Linked DNA regions of Homo sapiens: region 2 is linked to region 1. A link is an interaction called in ENCODE POLR2A ChIA-PET data of the cell type or tissue named here. Cell type or tissue: OCI-LY7. All regions are shown on one strand.

Region 1 (8,000 bases):
TAGAGATGGGCTTTTGCCATGTTGCCCAGGCTGGTCTCCAACTCCTGGGCTCAACCTATCCACCCACCTCAGCCTCCCAAGGGGCTGGGATTAAGGGCATGAGGCACTGCATCCAACTACTTTTATATTTTCTACGTTGTCTTTAATAGGTCAATAGAACTCTTATAATCAGGGGAAAATATCCCTTTAAGACAAAAAATAAATCCGTGTGATGGATTTAGGGAGATCCCATGTTTGTGTCTCTTGCCACCTTCGCTGTCTTTCTAACTCCTAGTCTCAGATCTTAACTGCACCTTTCAGTAATTTACCTACTCATCATCTGCCCTGTGACACCCCCTTGGCTATTCACCCCATCCTTCCTCTCAGCTCCCAACTGGGTCTGTGTTTCACTCAGCCCTGGGATGCACTGGACAGGCCATGGCTGTGACATCACAGGTTACATCTGCATGGAGCTAGGTGCATTCTGTTCAGGCAGTCACTGTGATCTGGCTGCCTGATTGATTCATTAGTCTAATGGCAACACATTGCTAGGATGCTAAGTTTTCTCTATTTCCCCAAAATGTTTTGAGGTTTTTCTCCTGACAACTGTGCTCATTGCAGTCATGGTGAAAACAACAAAATGGAAAGGAATTTCATAGGCCACACATCTCTAAATGATGTAGGGAAACATTTGGTTTCTTGTGGCTGTCAACACAATTATACCCACAGAGAAAGAAAATGAAAGGCAAGGCAGAGACAGCTCAATTTGGCTTGGAGAGTGGGGCGAAGACTTGGAAGCTTCATGCCTGGGCAGAGGGATGCCAAGACTTCTTGGGCTGCACAGAGGGCAGAGCGGCCACGAGATACAACAGTGGCAGCAGGTTGTAACACTGACGATGTGCAAATCCTTAGCCAAAGACCTGCCAACTCAACAAAGAGAGCTAAGCTAAGCCCCAGGGAAGGGACGAGGCAGCACGGGGCCTCCAAGGCTGAGCACCTGAAGAGAGCCACCCTCCTCTCCAGCACAGCTGACAATGGTTCCCTGGCCGCCCTTGCAGTTTTGTTTTTTTGTTCCTCTGTAGGGGCTCACAGGAAACAAGAGAACCAAACAACGTATGATTTTAGAAGAGGTAAAATTAAGTTTTCTGGAAGTTCCTTTGGACTATTGATTCCTAAATGGGAAGAAGGGATGCCCCCTTGGGGGAGTATTAGAGTCTTGGAGAGAGCTTTTCTCATCTACTTTCTATCCCCACCTCCCACACATTCTAATTTTGCTGCCTTAGGGAGAAGTGGGCCCCACTGCCAGCTACAGCTACTATTATTGGCGGAAGTGCATTAGTCATTCATTCAGCAACCAGTTAGTGAGCGTTAACCACGTGCAGGCACAGTCCTGGCCCTCAGGTGGACTGGGACGAGACAAAAACATTGGGAGCCCCTGTGGTCTAAACTCGGTGGCAAAGACCAGGTAAACGTTACAACTGAGGTTTTGTTTAACGAAGTTTTCTCTCTTTTTCTGATATTTGTTTTTTAAAAGGCAGAGGAAAAAATATGGAATTCCCACCATTGAATGAGAGCCTCCAACATGCCAGAAGCCATGCTGCTTACGTAATTCTAACAAGAATGTTAAGAGGTAGATGATCTCATGTGATTCTAACAAGAGTGTTTGGAAGTGGATATCCATTTCTCTGTCTCTTCCAGAGGAAAAAGCTAAGGCTCCGTAAAGGTCAATAACTTACTCAAGGTCAAGCAGTGAGTAAAAGACAGAAGCAGGATTGTAACACGGGGGTCTCTGATCCCAAAGCACGGGCAGCACCATCGCCATGCTTTGCACCTCCGGTGGACTGGCCACATCAACATTACTTGGCCGCTTGTTAGAAAGACACCTGCTGAATCATGATTTGCATGTTTAATAAGTATTGAGGTGATTCATTTACACATTCAAATTTGAGAAGCACTGAGCCAGGGAACTCATACCCCCAAACAATCTCACTCACAAACACAGGACATACCTTGGAAATCAAAAAGATTCATTACATGTCTCCATCCTGTCTTCAAGAGTGTTTCTGAAATGCTATAATACAGAAGATTCCCTCCCACCCAGAGTGAGAAAACACTGAAGTGGTAAAAATTTAAAAGGCCGGGTTGGGCTGGGCATGGTGGCTCATGCCTGTAATCCCAGCACTTTGGGAGGCTGAGGCAGGCGGATCACCTGAGGTCAGGAGTTCGAGACCAGCCTGGCCAACATGGTGAAACCCTGTCTCTACTAAAAATACGAAAATTAGCCAGGCGTGGTGGTGCACACCTGTAATCCCAGCTGCTCAGGAGGTTGAGGTAGGAGAATCGCTTGAACTCGGAAGGCAGAGGTTGCAGTGAGCTGAGACCACACAGCTGCACTCCAGCCTGGGCAACAAGACGGAAACTCTGTCTCAAAAAACAAAATTTAAAAAATTTAAAAAATTAAACGTCCAGGTTGCCTTCAGGGCATGCTGATGTGCCCTATAGTACCCTCGTGTGCTATTCAGGCTGCTTAGAGATTTGAGGGTCAGTGTGCGAGGGGAAGGGGAAATTTGTATTTACAAAATTGGTGGCTGAGGCTGAATGCTCAGTTCCACAGTGGAAGGAAGAGGGGGCCTGTTTTTAGGAAGGAAGTAGCAGCAGTTCTTTTTTTATTTTTCTCCTGAGACAAGGTCTCACTTTGTTGCCCAAGCTGAGTGCAATGGTGTGATCACAGCTCACTGCAGCCTCAACCTCCTGGACTCAAGTGGTCCTCCCACTTCAGGCTCCCAAGTAGCTAGGACTACAGGTGCACACCACCACACCTGGCTAATTTTTAATTTTTTTTTACAGACAGGGTCTCACTATGTTGCCCAGGCTCGTCTTGAGCTCCTGGATGCAAGCAATCCTCCCACTTCAGCCTCCCAAAGTGCTGGGATTACAGGCATGAGCCACCATGCCCAGCCCGCAATTTTAATATAATTGGTCAAACGTCCTTTTTCCCTTCCCTTCTCAGAGGTGCCAGTGCAGAGCTGCTGGCTTCGTGTGGGTCTAAAACCGCTCAGCTCAATTCTGGAGTTCAAAGACACCATTAATTAACTCAGAAATCATTGACACGAGGCTACTCCCAGGTTATGCTAATCTGGTGAAATCTGTAAACCCTATAACCTTACAGGAAGTCAGAGCTGCCACTGGCCCACTCAGCAGCACCTTTGTGCCAGTGAGCAAAAGGTGCTCCTCGCCCCCCCGCCCCCCAACCAGGTAGATGCAGCCCCAAACCATGTTGTTGGAATTGGTGCTGTGGTTCGAATGTGTCCGCTCCAAAATTCAGGTGTTGCTAGTGTGATAGAATTAAGAGAGATGGGGCCTTTAAGAGGTGATTAGGCCATGAGGGGTCCTCCCTTGTGAATGGGATTAAGGCTCTTACTAAAGAGGCTTCACACAGCCTTCAGCTCCCTTGCTCTTCCGCCTTTGCCATGTGAGGACACAGCGTTGCCCCCCACCCTGCCCGGAGGATGCAACAATAAGGTGCCATCTTAAACACAGAGACCAGCCCTCACCAGACAACGGAACCTGCAGGCTCCTAGAACCTCCCAGCCTCCAGAACGTCCAGAGAATGAATTTCTGTTATTTATGAGACACCCAGTCTCAGGTATCATAGTAGCGTTAATCAACTAAGACTTGGTGAATGGACTACAGAGTGGATTTTTGTCACCTGCGCATTTCCACACCCTCAAGGGCACCAATATCGCATGAGAAGCCCCTGTTGCAAGTGGGCCTGTGGCATTCCACCTTTTAAAAAGGTAAAGGGACCCTGAATAAATACATAAGTCATTTAAGGCTTGACAAACAGCTCTTGGAACAAGGGCATGAAAACAGGTGATTCTCAGGGTGATGTGTGGGGTTGAAGAGAGACCCACGGAATCAAGAAAGAAAGAGCCAGGCCAGGCTTGGTGGCTCATGCCTGTAACCCCAGCACTTTGGGAAACTGAGGCAGGCAGCTCACCTGAGAAAGGGAGTTCAAGACCACCCTGGTCAACATGGTGAAAACTAAAAAAAAAAAAAAATTAGCCAGGAGTGGTAGTGGGCACCTGTAATCCCAGCTACACAGGAGGCTCAGGCTGGAGAATAGCTTGAACCTGGGAGGTGGAGGTTGTAGGGAGCCGAGATTGCACCACTGCACTCTCAAGCCTGGGCGACAGAATGAGACTGCATCTCAAAAAAAAAAAAAAAAAAAAAAAGTAAGAACTAGAAGAATCGAGTCAGCTAAGGTCCTATTTTCCAAGGCTCTTCCCCATGTCTAAGAAAATTAATGAAAGACACACCTTTTTGCAAAAACCATAAACTATATGACTTGTGCATGACAAAAAGATGGAGTCCATCCTGCAAATATTTCAGAACTTCCTAGCTAGGTGGGGGTTTGGGGAGCAAAGAAGCTCACAGATGTGTGTTCTTGCCAAGCATATTGCACACAGGTGCTAGGGATGGCCAAGCCCTCAGGGGCTTGAGATACTTGGCCAGTGTTTCCCAAAATGTGTTCCATGGAACTATAATCCCATCCATTGCTTCTTAAAAACAGGTGCAACTGTCAAAAGATATAAACTTCTTTGGGATGTTTACAATGAACATTATTGAGCATTCTTGCCCATTTCCTTTGTTTAATTCAGCATTTTCCAAACATTTGACCCCAGACACACCCTGTCCCCACACCTGCTCTTTAACATGTTACCATCCACCAATGCTAGTTAGTTCCCTACGATGTGGATTTTGATTCTGTGGAGAATCTGGGGAATAAGCTTATTCCTTCTTGGGTTCAAATTAGAGACGTCCGCTGTTCACGGAGCTCCACACTGAATTTCCTTCTCCCTTTGAGAACGTTCATCACTTAAAGTCTACTCTTTCAGTGTTTTGATAGCACATCTCACATGTTTTTTTCCCTTGAAAGCCCAGTACAATTTGATGGTGACCGTCCTTTTTTTTTTTTTTTTTTTGAAACGGAGTCTCGCTCAGTCGCCCAGGCTGAAGTGCAATGGTGCGATCTCAGCTCACTGCAACCTCCGCCTCCCGGGTTCAAGTGATTCTACCGCCTCAGCCTCCTGAGTAGCTGGGATTACAGGCGCCCACCACCACGCCTGGCTCGTTTTTGTGTTTTTGTAGAGATGGGGTTTCACCATATTGGCCAGGCTGGTCCTCAACTCCTGACCTCAGGTGATCCTCCCACCTCGGCCTCCCAAAGTGCTGGGATTACAGGTGTGAGCCACTGCGCCCGGCCATATTTTAAAAGAGGATAGAGGACGCCATCTAGGGTCACCTGCCATTCTCTTGTTCTCAGGCTAGGAGTGACCCATGTTCTTTGAACTCTTCACCACTTTTCTTTGTGACTGTACTGAGCTCCAGGGTGTCAGAGCTGCAGAGCCTGAGTTCTGCCTGGGGTCTTGCTCAAATCCCTCCTACCTCTAGGAACCCAGAAGCCCCACCCAAAGTGACCCTACATGACTTGGGGTGGGGTGTGCCAGGAGTCAGCCCTCTCAGGAGCCACATACCCATTGTTGATGGGAGGCGACATTTTCTTTTGTTCCCCAACCCCCCTGCCAGGAGCCATGCCCCTCTCTTGAGATTTTCTCTGAGTTGGAGACTGAAGCAGAGAGTTGAGGACCTCAGAGGACAGAGGGTGTCTCTGGCTGCCGGAGCAAGCTGAGCCATATTAACATTCCCATTGGGTGTCAGGAGGGTGGGATCCACTCAGGTCCATGTTGCAAGGAAGTTTCTCCATCACCCCCTGCCCCATCTCCCTTCAAGGCTGGAGTGCAGTGACTATTCACAGGCATGATTGTAATGTACTATGTAGCCATGAAGTCCTCCTCTCCACCTCTCCCACCCAGCTCCATCCCAAGAAGCTTCGTCTCTCCCAAGCTGACCCCTTCACCAGGGCCACCAGGCCTGCTGGGAGGACTCTGGCACTGACAGGTGCCTGCCGCTCACAGGGCCTGTCTGCCACCGCACTGTGATGGCTGGGGAGGGTGAGGGTAGAGGGCAGAGGACTTCTTGCCTCACAGGTGCTCCCACAGGTTCGATGTCCTTTGCTGAGGTCATCTCCCTCCTGTGATTTAATGAGGCTGAAGTCAGAGAAAACCCAAAGATGCCAGAGGGGCCGCCTCCTCCCAAAACCCGCCAATGCCTCCTTTTTCAGAGAGGATTTTCTTCCCTTCTCTCCTCCCTTTAAAAAAAAAAAAAAAAAAAAAAAATATATATATATACATATATATATACACATATATATACACACACTATATATACACACACTATATATACACACATATATATACATATGTGTGTATATGTGTGTATATATATGTGTGTGTATGTATATATATATATATATATAGATATATAAAGAAATGCATGTACATAGTTTAAAAAATCAAGTAGCCCTATAAGGTTTATTCTAAAAATAGCCCTACTCACTGGTGCTGATCCCTTGTCCCAGAGGCAGCCACCTTCAACTCTTTTAGCTTTATCTTGATGTTTCAGCTTTAAGCATCATATAATCGACTACCTGCTATAGAAAATGAGGATTTAGTTCTTAGGCACAGGCACACACACGTTTATCTTATCTCACCACCCCAAGATCACAGGTTCTAGTTAAACCAATATTCAGTGTTTACTGTCCTATGACTTGGGAAAATATTATATGCCACTGACTACCCAATGCACTGTGATTGCGTTTTTTGGTACAATTTCATTTTTCTCAGAGTTAGTAATTTTGATGGGTTTTTATATTTTCAATGTAGTTGCTAATTTATCTCTGTCACAACTCTAAAGCTTTTGTTAATATAATTAAAACTTCAGAACCTATTAGTTCTGTGTCTTGCTTTAAGCCCTCTATCCTGGGCTGCAATCAGCCTGGTTGCTGTGCTGGGCCCTGTGCACACCTGTGGTCTGGGTCCTCTGTAATAACATTTACCTCTCTCTTCTGTTGCATCCCCTGTTTCCTGGATTCTCTGTTTTCCACTTTCTTGGTTTACTCTCTCATTTTGATGGAGCACGTCCTCTAGTAGCTTCTTGAGAAAAGATGCATGGAAGGAAAATTCAGTGAGACCAGGCATGTCTGAAACATACTTAGTCCACACTTACACTTGATTGATAAAATTATCAGCTGGAGGCTGAGTGCAGTGGCTCACACCTGTAATCCCAGCACTTTGAGAGGCTGAGGTGGGAGGATAACTTGAGTCCAGGAGTTCAAGACCAGCCTGGGCAACATAGTGAGACCCTATCTCTAAAAGAAAAAAAATTATCAGCTGGACATGGTGGTGCATACTTTTAGTCCCAGCTACTTGAGAGGCTATGGTGGAAGGATAACTTGAGGCCAGAAGTTCAAGCCTGACTAGTGCACTACAGTCGTGCCTGTGAAGAGTCACTGCATTCCAGCCTTGGTAACATAGCAAGGCCCTCTTTCTAAAAATAAAATAAGATTATCAATAAGTTCTAGGTTGGAAATATTTTTCCGCAAGATTATGAAGGCCTGTGCCTTCTTCCAATTTCCAGTGATGATGTTAGAAAGTCCAATGCCTGTGGGCAGATCACCTGAGGTCAGGAGTTCAAGACCAGCCTGGCCAACAAGGCAAAACCCCGTCTCTATTAAAAATATAAAAATTAGCCGGGCACGGTGGCGCATGCCTGTAGTCCTAGCTACTTGGGAAGCTGAGACAGGAGAATTGCTTGAACTTGGGAGGCGGAGGTTGCAGTGAGCCGAGATTGTACCACTGTACCCCAGCCTGGGCGACAGAGCGAGACTCCGTCTCAAAAAAAAAAAAAAAAAAGTCCAGTGCCTGATCCTTGATCTTTTGTGTATGACATTCTGTCTTTGGAAGCTTTTGACATGATTTTACACTGGCACTCTGAAGGCTCTTTAAATCTGGAAATGTTTGCCCTAAAGTTTTGGGAAATTGTCATGTATTATTTTTCTTTGATAACTTCTGCCCCTCTATTTTCTCTCTCTCTATCTCTTTTTTTTTTTTTGACCTGGA
Region 2 (8,000 bases), 830 kb before region 1:
CGAGGGCAATGGAATGCATCATCTCATGTAATCCCCACAAGCCTTGTGAGCTTGATGCCATCATTATTCTAACTTTACAGACGAGGTAACTTACGGTTAGACATTGGAGACTTAAGATAAATAGCTAAATGTTACACAGCTAATAAGTTGCAGAGCTTGGATTTTAACCCGGAACTCTCTAATTCTAGGGCCTATCCTGCCCATTCATTTATACCTCTAACAGACATTAACAAAAGACAGAGATTACAAGTTCAGCACAATATAAAGAATTTTCCAGCAACCAGCTGTTCAGAAATGTAGACGGGGAGAGGCACGTGCTTCCAATGATTATGAGTGTTCATTCCAGTGGAAACGTGGTGGCCACCTGTCAGGGATAGAGGAGGAAGAAGCTTGTGCCAGATGAACCCCTAACCCGCTTTTGATTACATCTGGGATTTTGCTTCATTGTACATATGTTTTCTTCCTTCAGTGACCATGAAAGACACCAGGTTGACAGCACTGGAAACTGAAGTACCAGTTGTCGCTAGAACAGGTAAGCTATAACCAGGCCAGTGGTTAGAGGAAGATGGGAGGGAATTATCTTGCCCATGGTCGTGCATTCAGGGATTTAACATTTACAGTTTTAGCTACTTGCCAGGAACTGGACCATCTATGGCATGAAGGGATTAGTCACATTACTGATGATTATTAGTTGCTTGTATTCAGTGCCTGACACTGTGCAAAGCGCATTATATGCGTTACTTTCTTCTTCACAGCCACGCTTTTGGTGTTTCCCCATTTTACAGGTGAGGATTCGGGTTCAAACATGTCAATTTTCCTAAAGATGCATAGCTGGTACTTAGTGGACTCAATTCAGCTCTGTTTAGCAGCAAAGTTTGGTTGTGACCACTTCATTCAATTAAAGCCTGTGTGCTGGCACAAGTCATTTAACTAGTGCAGACGTTCTTAACCCTGGCTGCACCTGAGAAATCTGCATGGGTTTATAAAAACAAACCAAATGTGATGTCCGGATTCCATCCCTTAGTTAACCTGCTCCAGAGTTTCTGTAAGCTCTCCAGGTGATTCTGATGTACATCCTGGGCTGAGAACCCTTGAGCTGGTGAGTGAGCATTTGCATCTTAACATGGCTATATCTGTTGCTTTAAATTAATTTTGGGGGATAAATTATATGCTATAGTAGTTTTTAGGAATTGGATGATCCTGTCTCAGAATATATCCTTCATAAATGTTGAGGCGCCGGCATTTCCACGGATGGAATTTCCTCTTAGTGACTTAACTGATCACTGAACTGTAATTTTGGTTTAGCAGTAATAGTGCCAAGCGCAACAGAGCTGTGTATAGGAAGGGTGTAGGGAAGACGGGAGGTGCTTGGTCTGCTGTCTTTGTACATGGACAGCTCTGTGACTCATGCCGAGGCTCAGTGGTTGCTGTTTAGTGTATTCTGTCACTGTCTGCCTCACCTCTGTCGTAGGAATTGTAAAATAAGGTAGGGATTTTTGTCTTACAGCTCTACATTGGTTCATAAGTAGGGTCTTGATACAAATTGTAGACTGTCGAAAGTTAAGTATTGTTCTCAAGTAGGGAAAGTTTTCTGAGTTTGATTTTTCATTTTCAGTGTTTTTGTGTATACTTCATACTGTTCCTTTTTTAGAAGTCCACTGTATATGAATTTGAACCCAAAGTCAAATGGTTAAGTGTTCAGATCATTGAGGTCCCCAAGCTAAATATCACCATCATAAAATGTAAATTCTGGGATACAAAAGTAAATCTCAAATTTTATTAAACATTTTTCACGATAGTAATTGTATTGCATTTTAGTAGTCAGATTTTAGAAGTTTGGAATTTTAATATAGGAAAAATACTTTGTGGGCACTACCGGCTGCTAGGTTACTCCTGTGGTCACTATGTCACATGTGTAGTATCATCTCAACTGGCACACAGCGTCATTGGTAACATTTTTGGACAAAGCAGAATTCAGGAAAGTTTCTGGTAGATGGTTTTCTGGAAGGAACCTTGTACCTGGGATTCATAGCTTGGCAAGCCTCAAAGATCCTTACTCTTCAATTACTAAAAATTGTTGGCCGCCTTTAGCAATTATTCTTATTTTGAAACAAAAAAAACCCCAGCTTTTAATAGCATTTTTCTTTTTTCATGGGGTACTCTTGTTTATACTTTTGTCCTCATTTTTAAGACATTTTTGGCCAGGTGTGGTGGCTCACACCCGTAATCCCAGCACTTTGGGAGGCCAAGGTGGGAGGATCACATGAGGTCAGGAGTTCGAGACCAGCCTGGCCAACATGGTAAAACCCCATCTCTACGAAAAATACAAAAATTAGCCAGGCATGGTGGTGTGCGCCTATAATCTCAGCTACTCGGGAGGCTGAGGCAGGAGAATCACTTGAACCCAGGAGATGGAGGTTGCAGTGGGCCAAGATTGTGCCATTGCACTGCAGCCTGAGTGATGGAGCGAGACTCTGTCTCAATTAAAAACAAACAAAACACCAAAGCCAAAGCCAGACAGCCACCAGATTTTGGCTGAGTATAGAGACTGAAACTGAACTTTGGCAGATCCCTGCTTTCCATGTTTTTTGAGATCATAAGTATCATTGGATCAAATCTGGCTACTAGTTGTATAGTTTAAACTTAGTTCAAGGTTTCTCATGAATTACAAAGTATCTTTTATTGAAAAGTGATGACTGAGAACCTCCCTGCTGCTTTAGATTGGGTGGTCAGGGGAGGCCCATCAGATATCTGCGAGACCGTCAGCTGTGCAAGGATGTGGGAGAAGAGTGTTTCATGCATAGAGGGAACAGCAAGTGCAAAGGCCTTGAGCAAGAAAGAACCAGTATTCCTGTGTTTGGGAAGACTGGGACTAGAGCAGAGGAATGAAGAGGCAGAGGGGGGTTGGGAGGTTAATAACTGGCTGGATCTTATGAGGCCTTGTAGGCTACTCATGAGTTTCATAAGTTCCATAATGTTATTGGCTCTTATTAATTCCATGGGAAGCCATTGGATGATTTTAAACAGAGGAGTGAGATTCTGATGTTTATATCTCAATGTCTCTTGTGGTTATTTGGAGGCAAATGAATTTTGTAGGGTAGCATGAATACAAGCAAGGAGAGTAGTGAGGGGGGCTGCTGCTCCCTTGTCTCTGAGAGATGATGCGGGCTTCGACTGAGGTGATAGCAAAGGGTTTGCTGATGGATTAGATGTGGTGGTGGGGGTGGTGAAAGAGTCAAGGAGTCACCTGGGTGTTTGCTTTAGACTGATGGTAGTGCCTTTTACTGAGATCCAGAAGATGGCAGAGTGATGGATTTTGGAGTGGAGATTGGCCTTGAAGGTCATGCCCTCTGAATATGACTAGCATCATCTACAGCACTGTACTGTGCACTGTATGTGGCCACTAAAGATAATATTAAACTAAATGGAATATTGCTTTAGCATGTACGATACAGAAATCCATTCACCCAGTTGCTGTCTTTTAACTTCTCCTGTATGGCTATTTTCTATGGTGAGTTACTTCCAAAATGGAAAAGAGACTTATGGCTAGAGACTTTTGTGGCTAACACACTGATGCTTCCTTGTGTCTGTGGTGCTAATCTTTAATTGACTTTTCTCAGCCAGTCTTCTATAGGCTGTAAAGTGTGTTTAACATGTGTATATTTCATCCACCACTACCACCACCCCTGACTGAGTCCATGTAGGGCTGGTTTCTTCCCCTTTTTTGTACACATATTGAACCATGTCTTTTTTTCTGCTATAAAACATTTAATTCTTCATTGCACTGGCTAAATCTGTTTTACCTGCTTAACACCTTGCACTTACTGTAGACCCTCAAATGTTTGAATGTGCTTAAAAAGGAGATATTCTAGTTGTGGGACTGATTCCAAAAGCTATGATTTAACTCTTAGGAGGGCTTTTTAGAATGTCAAAAATGCTTGAACTTGAGCCACTTATGCGAAGAATCTCACATAAAACCCAATGTTTATATTTTTCCTGGAGATTAAAAACTATGGTAAACAGTAGAATTTTGGAAGGCAGCTATGCTCACCACTATACCACCAACGCGGCCGACAGTAGGATTTTGGAACCAGAGAGAAAAACTTGTTGCCAAAACGTGTTTCTAATGTGTTTTAGAATAAAACCTTACTTTGCAAATGGAAAAACAAGCTAGGTGGCCCAAGCTGATTAGCCCACACTATCGCCAAGTTGACTGGATGGGCGCCATCTTTGTTTAAAATTGAGCTCATGTCACTCCGGGCTCTGGGGCTGCCTGCATTTGGAGGACCAGATATGACATTATCGTCTTCTGACTACACAGAAGGCAAACTCAGAGTCTCCCTAGACAAATAGTAGGTAAGTAACAATTTTATTGAAACAAAACCAAACTTAGGGACAAGATACTTTTAAATTTATGAACAACATTCTTTGTCACTAATTGAGAATCATTTGTGATTTACCTGAAGCAGAAATCAATGTGGGGGTTAGCTAGACAAGTGTGCCATTAAAAAGTCATCTTGAAAGTGGTGGCCCAAAGATTTTTACTGGTATTTTTTATGATAATATACAGGTACTATGCAGCGAGTGTTTATATGTACCTGATACCATACTAATCGCTTTTTGGTTTTGAACTTTTACGGTAGAATCTTACCAACGGTGGTCTCACATTTTGGAGCCCTTTGAAATTAACTTCCTATGTGATTTACTTGTAAGATTTTTATTTATAGATATGAGTCAGCAACTTCCTATATCATGGTATCAAAAAGGCATTTAGACATTTTAATTGATTTTTCTGATAAATGAACTTCTAACTTACTAAGAGCCAAAATCAGTGAATGTCACAAGATTGTAATTAAATAAGAATATAGATGATAGCAAGTTAATACCTGGCAGTTTTTGGGGTCATGGCTAATTTAAATTTGGCATTCTTGCAGAAGGAGCTTATCTCTCTCTTTTTTTTTTTTTTTTTTTTTTTTTGAGGCAGAGTCTTGCTTTGTTGCCCAGGCTAGAGTGCAGTGGCATGACCTTGACTCACTGCAACCTCCGTCTCCCAGGCTCAAGTGATTCTCCTGCCTCAGCCTCCTGAGTAGGTGGGACTACAGGCACACGCCACCACACCAGCTAATTTTTGTATTTTTAGTAGAGACGGGGCTTCACCATGTTGGCCAGGTTGGTCTCGAACTCTTGACCTTAGGTGATCTGCCTGCCTCGGCCTCCCATTATGCTGGGATTACAAGCGTGAGCCACCATGCCTGGCCTCAGCCACTACATCCGGCCTCAGCTTAACTCTTTAGTTGGATTTTTCTTTATCATAGTGTTTCTCAAAAATAATTTGTGTCTCACTTTAAGAATTACCTGGAGTGCTTATTAAAATATAGATTCCTGAGCCCAAAATACAGTTTTGGAAGGGGCCCAGGTATTGCATTTCTAGCAAGTATCCCAGGTGGTTTCGATGCACATTGAAGCTTAAGAACTGCTACTTACACTTACTGAAAGAAAAGGAAGTGTTATCCTTTTTGGGCATGCATATCCCCATGTGTAAAATAAGGATGATACCTGCTCACACCACATCACATCACATCACAGACTTGCTGTGATGATCAAAACCACAGGTTAGCTTAGTGTGACACTTAAGGGCTTGGGGCTTTGGAGTCGGGCATACCTAGCTTCCAATATCAGTTTTTCTCCTCTGGTTTTGCCTCTTGCTAGCTTTGTGACCCAGAACAAATGGCTTGATCTCCATTCTGCTCCCTGTACAATGGGGACAAAAGTGCCAATTACATGGTGGTCATATTAGGAGTATATACAATGATGTTTGTGAAAGGTGTACAGTGCTTATGAATGATAACTGTTGTTACTTGTTTTAACAAATATAGCCTCAGAGATCAAAGTGGGGGAGAAATCGTAAATGTGTATAGTTACACTTGGGAATGAGCTGCTTTTTGTATATCAAGATAAAGCAGCTGCTCTACTACCATAGAGAGCTTGGGTTTTGAAGGGTGAGTTTTTGAAGATTTGCCCTGATGATCCCATCTATGGATACCTCCCTGTAGCCAGTGGTATTTGGGTGTGCAATTAGATGTCTCAGATGAGAGGTATATGCTAAAACAGAGAAATGATCCCCAGTTTATGCTAGATGTTGGACTTAACAGACTTGTGACCTAACCAGCTATACTAACTCTTAGCCATTGATGAGACTGTCAAGAAGGAAATAGTATGTATTTAGTTCTTTTGCTGAAAAAAGACTGTCTGCTTTTTAGATCAATAATTTGAAATATAAATGTGGTCTTAGCCAAAACCCAAGGTAGAATCAGAAGTAGGAATAAAACTTAGATTTGATCCTATCATTAAGTTGCTGTGACTGGTATCAGTTTTTAAGGTTTCTTTCTGATTGTTATATTTTGTAGAAACCCTCTTCATAAACTCGCCAAAGAATTATTCATACACTTTATCTTCTTTTATCAGCTAAATGTACTCACTGTTTGAATCAGAGAATTCTGGCCAAACTTTCCATTGCATTGAACACGTGCATTAGTTTGTCTTGCAGGTATTTTCTTTTTTTATGGAGAAAAATGGGGCCATTTAGTGACTGTTCATCTTCCTTTTTCTCAGTTTGGTAGTGGCCCCAATGAAGAACCTTCAGAACCTGTAGCACACGTCCTGGAGCCAGCACAGCGCCTTCGAGCGAGAGAATGGCCCAACAAGCAAATGTCGGGGAGCTTCTTGCCATGCTGGACTCCCCCATGCTGGGTGTGCGGGACGACGTGACAGCTGTCTTTAAAGAGAACCTCAATTCTGGTTAGCAAAATAATATCCTTTTTAGCTTATCTTCTAGAAAGAAGAGATTGACTTTAGAGCCACTAGAATCCTGCTGATACATTTTAGTTTTCATCTTCTGAAAAGTTTTTTAAACACCCAAAGAGAGTATCTATATGTGTTTTAAACTTTCAATTATGGAAATACTCAAGTATGCACACACATGAAGTAAGAATCATGCAGTGAACCCCATGAATCCAGTTTCAAATTCTTTCCTCCCTGACTCTCCCACCCTCCAAATATTTTAAAGCAAATTCCAGATGTTGCTTTAACTGTAAATCATATATGTGGTTTTTAATATGAAAAGTGCTTAACCTCTTTTTAATATGAGAAATACAAATTTAAATAGTACCCTTTTTTGCTTACCAGGTTGGCAAAATTAAATATTGAATATAGAAATGGGCACTGTTAGCAGGAATATGAATTGATGTTCAGCCTTTTGGAGCATCAGTCATCAATTTTAAAACACATACCATTTGGGCCATTTATAAGAATCTGTATCTTATTACAGCTTTGAGTGAAATACAGTGAAGAATTGGAAAAACCCAAGTATCCTTCAGTAGGTGAATGGTTAAATTAGTTATGTAGAGCCATGCAGTGGAACACTAGGAGGACGGAAAGAAATGAAATAGGCCATAGATGCTGACGTGGGAAGGTGGTTACAACATACTGTTCAGTGGAAAAAACACACACATGCACAAACTGTGTCTGTGTCTGTGGACATGAGGGCTGTGTGCGTGTGGTTATACAAGTAGAAAAGGGTTTGAAGAGACACACTCTAAACTTAAGGGTGTTTATCTGTGAAGAGTGGGTTGGGAGGCAGGTGGTGAGGAGCACTTTCATTTTTATTTTATGTACTTTTACATAGCCTGAATGTTTAACAGTAGATATGGATTATTTTTTGTAATTAAAAAAGCAATAAAGGGCCAGGTGTGGCGGCTCACGCCTGTAATCCCAGCACTTGGGGAGGCCGAGGCGGGCGGATCACAAGGTCAGGAGATTGAGACCATGTTGGCCAATGTGGTGAAACCCCATCTCTAGTAAAAATACAAAAATTAGCCAGGCGTGGTGGCAGGTGCCTGTAATCCCAGCTAGCTACTTGGGAGGCTGAGGCACGAGAATTGCTTGAACCCAGGAGGCAGAGGTTGCAGTGAGCTGAGATTGTGCCACTGCACTCCAGCCTG

What was found. Peaks named below come from ENCODE experiments on the same cell type or tissue, not always from the same donor. Only the 100,000 strongest peaks of a DNase experiment are listed, where the experiment ranks them.
Region 2: POLR2A ChIA-PET joins it to region 1 with 26 read pairs; 2 of 35 experiments call an interaction of 5 or more read pairs at or near these places.

Annotation. Positions count from the first base shown.
Region 1 is chr9:132,102,245-132,110,244 of GRCh38, reverse strand. It overlaps LOC105376302 (a long non-coding RNA gene), which reads right to left and starts at 7,025. Exons shown (of 3, transcript XR_930403.1): 1 at 6,938-7,025; 2 at 6,439-6,532; 3 at 5,663-6,073. In OCI-LY7, no CTCF peak of the experiment used is centred here; no DNase peak of the experiment used is centred here; H3K27ac peaks cover 583 bases.
Region 2 is chr9:132,927,565-132,935,564 of GRCh38, reverse strand. TSC1 (TSC complex subunit 1) reads left to right here. Exons shown (of 23, transcript NM_000368.5): 2 at 470-532; 3 at 6,613-6,798. The coding sequence starts at 6,693. Among named protein-coding and RNA genes, the nearest start is that of TSC1, 13 kb to the left of the region's middle. In OCI-LY7, no CTCF peak of the experiment used is centred here; no DNase peak of the experiment used is centred here.